2 separate regions of the Homo sapiens genome follow, and region 2 is linked to region 1. Evidence: read pairs that join two places in POLR2A ChIA-PET (ENCODE). Cell type or tissue: PC-9. All regions are shown on one strand.

Evidence for each region. ChIA-PET counts read pairs that join two places held together with the same protein. Peaks named below come from ENCODE experiments on the same cell type or tissue, not always from the same donor. Only the 100,000 strongest peaks of a DNase experiment are listed, where the experiment ranks them.
Region 2: POLR2A ChIA-PET joins it to region 1 with 5 read pairs; 6 of 35 experiments call an interaction of 5 or more read pairs at or near these places.

Annotation. Positions count from the first base shown.
Region 1 is chr1:28,499,849-28,502,348 of GRCh38, reverse strand. It overlaps PHACTR4 (phosphatase and actin regulator 4), which reads right to left. Exons shown (of 14, transcript NM_001048183.3): 14 at 1,985-2,500. Among named protein-coding and RNA genes, the nearest start is that of SNHG3, 4.8 kb to the left of the region's middle. In PC-9, no CTCF peak of the experiment used is centred here; a DNase peak (open chromatin) is centred at 1,138; H3K27ac peaks cover 2,500 bases.
Region 2 is chr1:27,784,637-27,787,136 of GRCh38, reverse strand. All of the region lies in intron 1 of STX12 (syntaxin 12), which reads right to left. Among named protein-coding and RNA genes, the nearest start is that of STX12, 13 kb to the right of the region's middle. In PC-9, no CTCF peak of the experiment used is centred here; a DNase peak (open chromatin) is centred at 1,166; H3K27ac peaks cover 730 bases.

The DNA of each region.
Region 1 (2,500 bases):
AATGTTGCAAAGCAGCCAAGTGCAATAACCGAAGGCTGAGAAATCCCTGGTGACCACAGGAAAGCCATATTGGTTTGGATTTCGTTTAGATTTTAATGAGCTGAGTGAATATGGCCTTAGGTAGGGAAAACAATGTGCACAGACCAGAGGTTATGAAGCAAGGCCAAGAAGCCTGTTCAGTTTACATCTCCATCACTAGTTCTTCCTCTGTCAATCATTTAGCCCAGCTGCCTGGCCTGAGAACTTGGGTTGTTTAACATTGGAATAGATTGTGTGAAGGGAGTATAGGAAAAGCAGGAGAGAGGGTAATAGATTGAAGAGAAATTGGGGTCACGGGAAGATTGTGTCTTTGTTGCGGGTGAGGGTAGGAAGGAGGTAAGCATTAAATAATTTATTTAATGCTCCCCCTCCCACAATCCTCACTGAGGACTGTGTGTCCTCAGTGCCAAATGAAGGAACATTAAAGCTGTTTGTTCCTGTCAGATGACCTCTATGCTCTACATAGGAGGCAAAATTCTTTGGGGAAGAAATTAACAATATCCACACAAAATGACAGATGGAGCAAGAGGTCTGGGTTGCTGGTCATTCCTGGTTTTCCCTTCATGCCTCCTAGGGCTGAAATGGAATAGAACGTTGAAACAGTGGTGCTGGCTGTATTTTGGCTTCAAGGATAGGATTTTCTTTGTTGCACATTGTCATCTTTTTATGCTTATTATTTCATCCTTTGCCTATTCAGTGTCCATTGGACCTGCTCCTCTTTTTTCAAGAGACAAGGTCTATGTTGCCCAGGCTGGTATTGAACTCCTGGGCTCAACTGATCCTTCCACCTCAGCTTCCCAAGCTGCTGGGACTACAGGTGTGCATCACTGCACCGGGCTGGACCTGCCTTTTCCTGGGGTACAGTTATATAAATCCACAGAGACCCAAAATTCATTCATTGTTTTGGCAAACACTGGGCAATCTTCATCTTCAAAACAGCTTTCTGGAGACAATTTAACCTCAAAAGGGCAATAGCAATTTGAGGCTTCTTTGGAGGGCTAGTAGAAGGACAATCTGGAAGCAGGTGGACACAAGGAGTTCTGACTCATGGTTTCTTTTAACTCTTGGTAAAGGGTGGTGCACTAAACAAGGCCAGTCTCTTAAGTGACAAATAGAAGTGAGTCATTGCTGAGGCCACCTGGACTGAAACTGGGCTGCTTGCTGGAAAAGATAACATGAAGTACTAAGTGTCCTGGGCCGGGTGCAGTGGCTCATGTCTGTAGTCCTAGCACTTTGGGAGGCTGAGGCAGGCGGATCACCTGAAGTCAGGAGTTCCAGACCAGCCTGGCCAACATGGTGAAACCCCGTCTCTACTAAAAATACAAAAAATTAGCCGTGGGTGGTGGCAGACGCCTGTACTCCCAGCTACACAGGAGGCTGAGGCAGGAGAATTGCTTGAATCCGGGAGGCAGAGGTTGCAGTGAGCCGAGATCATGCCACTGCACTCCAGCCTGGGTGACAGAGCAAGGCTCCGTCCTGGGGAAAAAAAAAAAAAAGAAAAAGTACTAAGTGTCCTTTTGTAATGTCATCTTGGGGGTCCAATTATATGTGGTTAATATAAATTCTTTTTTTTTTTTTTTTGAGACGGAGTTTTGCTCTTGTTGCCCAGGCTGGAGTGCAGTGGCGCGATCTCAGCTCACTGCAACCTCCGCCTCTTGGGTTCAAGTGATTCTCCTGCCTCAGCCTCCCGAGTAGCTGGGATTACAGGCATGTGTCACCACGCCTAGCTAATTTTGTATTTTTAGTAGAGATGGGGTTTCTCCCTGTCGGTCAGGCTGGTCTCAAAGTCCTGACCTCAGGTGATCCGCCTGCCTTGTCCTCCCAAAGCGCTGGGATTACAGGTGTGAGCCACTACACCTGGCTTACATATCATTTTTAAGCTGGATTTAATCTTTTGGGATAGAGTGTAATGTAAAAGAAAATACCTCACACCAGAATAGTATAGTTGGTATTTAAAAATTCTAAAATATTTAATAATTAATATTGATGAGAAGACTGATATACAATGCAATTATTTATTTTACAAGGAGATTCTATACATCAGGGAGGCATCTTGAAGTACAATACACCAGGCTTTCATTTCTTCTTTACATTATGATTGTGAGTTTCCATATAAGTTGGTACTTACATGGAAAGGGAACACAAAATCCATTTTTATATACATAAAAACAAAACACCCAAAGAGACTTGACCCCCAAAATGTCTTGTTTCACTTGAAAATAACATGAATGAGACGAAAGATGAACCAGATTACTTGGTGACGCACAGAAGGCGAACAAGTAGCTCAGGAAATCAAATCCTGTTTCAAGCTTGGCACATTAAGGGTAAGAAAGGTAGTGAAAGAAGGGTTCGAAAATATCATCTCAAGCCACAAAAAATCTGGCAGAAGACAGCCTCCAAATCAATAAGATAGAATGGTTAGAAGTCAAGTTAGAGTTATTGTGTGGCTACCTTATATCCA
Region 2 (2,500 bases), 720 kb after region 1:
TCCTAACAAAAATGTGATTCCAGTTTTATAACAGAAATATAGGATTCACTTAATTCAAATTTTGCCTTTTGACAAGACTTCTCTAAAAGATATCTATTCTACTAAGTGAGGAACCACTATAGCTCAGTGGTTCCATGGTTCCAATTATAAGCACTATAATTACTGCATTCTGCTAAGATAGCATTATGTGTGACAACCACTTTTCTTCATCACTAACATGTGGTATGTCCTTCTTATCTAAGTCAAATGGGAATCAGGATACAACTAAAGCTATTAACTGGACAGCCATAAAAATAATTTATGAAAGAGGGCATGAATTTTCATTTACTGAGCATCTACTATGAGGTACTAGACACTGGGCTTGACAAGCATTAACTTATTTGACTCCAACAATCCTTTAAGTAAGTATTATTATTCCATTGTTGCATATGAGCACAATGAGGCTCCTGAGAGTTACAGAACTCATTCATTCATTCATTCATTCAGAGTAGAGTATCTACTCTACACTATTCCATGTCCTAGAAGACACTTGCCTTCGAGAGTCTTCTAAGGAAAAGAGATAGACAATAAACATATCAGGTAGTGAAAAATGGTATAAAGAGAAATAAATTCAGGTAAAAGCTGAGGTGACAGCGGTGGGCAGAGGATACTAGTTATACAGAGTGGTCAGAGTATAAAAAGAAATAAATTCAGTTAAGAGCTGAAGTGACAGTGGTGGGCAGAGGATACTAGTTATATAGAGTGGTCAGAGAGACCTCTCTGATAAGGTGACACTGAGCTGAGATCCAAAGTGAAAGATCAAGCCACACAGCTATCTTGGGGAGAAGCATTCTAGGAGAAGAGAGTAATCAGTACAAAGTCCCCAAAGCAAGGGTACTTGATGTGATGGAGGCCAGGGTGGCTAGAGCAGAGTGAGCAAGAGACAGCAGAGAGGTGGCCAAGGAGGTAGTAGGGACCCAGATTGTATAGGGCCTTGCAAACAATTATGAGGACTTTGAATTTTAATGAAGTGGGAAATCACTGGTAGGTTTTGAACAGAGTGTCATTACAACCAGAATTTAAACCCAGGGCTAACTGCAGTGGAATGTGCCACATTACAGTCTCTCAAAAGGCTGACTCTTACAGGAAAAAGAATGTAGTCACACAGGGCAGGCCTAGATTTCCCAGTGTTCCACTTAGCCCCACCCTACTTATCTGATACCTAAGTTAATAGGTCTCTGCTCCAGATAGGCTGATGTCCTTCCTCTAACCTGCTCCCTTCTCCAGCTCCCTGGCACCTATGGGAACACTCCTCTGTACTCACTAGAGTTCAGCAGAGTGCCAGGCACCCAGGTGATACATAATCAATTACTGATTAATTGAGTTAGCCTCCCTTTTCCATTCTGGCAAGCTCTTTGAGGCAGAAGATATGAATGAAGAATATAAGCTAGGAATAATGAGGCCTGAAATCTAAGCCAGACTTGACGACTAACTAGATGCAGGGCACTAAGCAAGTCATTTCATTTGACTGGGTCTCTTTTTCACCAATTATAGATGATATTCAGATTTCACTGACATTTACTGAATACTTAAACTATTTGTGTAAGGTTTTTATTTTATCTCATTAAATCCTTACAACTATGTAAGAACTAAATGATCTCTAAGTACTCCCACCACTGCTCAATTCCAAAATTCAATAACAGTGAAATAGCTCCAGTCAAAGAATTATGCTGTGTAACCAAGGAGTACTTTTGCAACCCGAAAGTTTGGCTTAGAAAGGTTCCACCTGTGACTTTCTTAACTTCATAAATGCAAGGTACAAACAGGACTGGACTGACTATATCCCTCTAGAAGGCAGGGACTGCATTCTACTCATTTTTGTGTATGTATAACTCCTCCCAACACACACACACCCATCCAGAAAATGGTTGAATATATGATAACATGTAAACGTAGATCTGACAAAAAAAGTCAAGGAAATAGGTCTTTTCTTATTGAGTGTCTTTAAAAAGTAGAGCATTCCTTAGAAACTTTAGAAGTATGCCAAAGTATCAAGTTATTAATCATCTATCAAAATTTATTAAATAAGCTACAGAGCTATGGGAATTTTATAGAATATGAAAAAATCAATTAATAATCAGCTGTTCTCTGCATATTCTCAGTGGAGAACTCTTCTTCATCTAGACTTTTCTGATTTCCTTTGTTGGGATGACCTAAATTTGGGGGGTGGAAAGATAGGGAGGGGTTGAGGAAGTGGGGGTGTTGGGAATATTATAGGGTCATTTGCTAGCTAAGCACCAGAATTAATCTAAGCCTTAACACTTTCTAAATTCCTAAATATTAAGATATTTTCTTTAAAGTTTCCAGCAAGACTCAGGTATCAGATACCCTAAAACTCAAATCATAAGGACAACAGTGTCGTAGTTTACTGGAACCCAGAGAAGCAGGACTTTTTGTATATTGCCCTCTATAATCACCAACATCAGGGATTTGTTCAAAACTAGTAACTCAATGACTCATG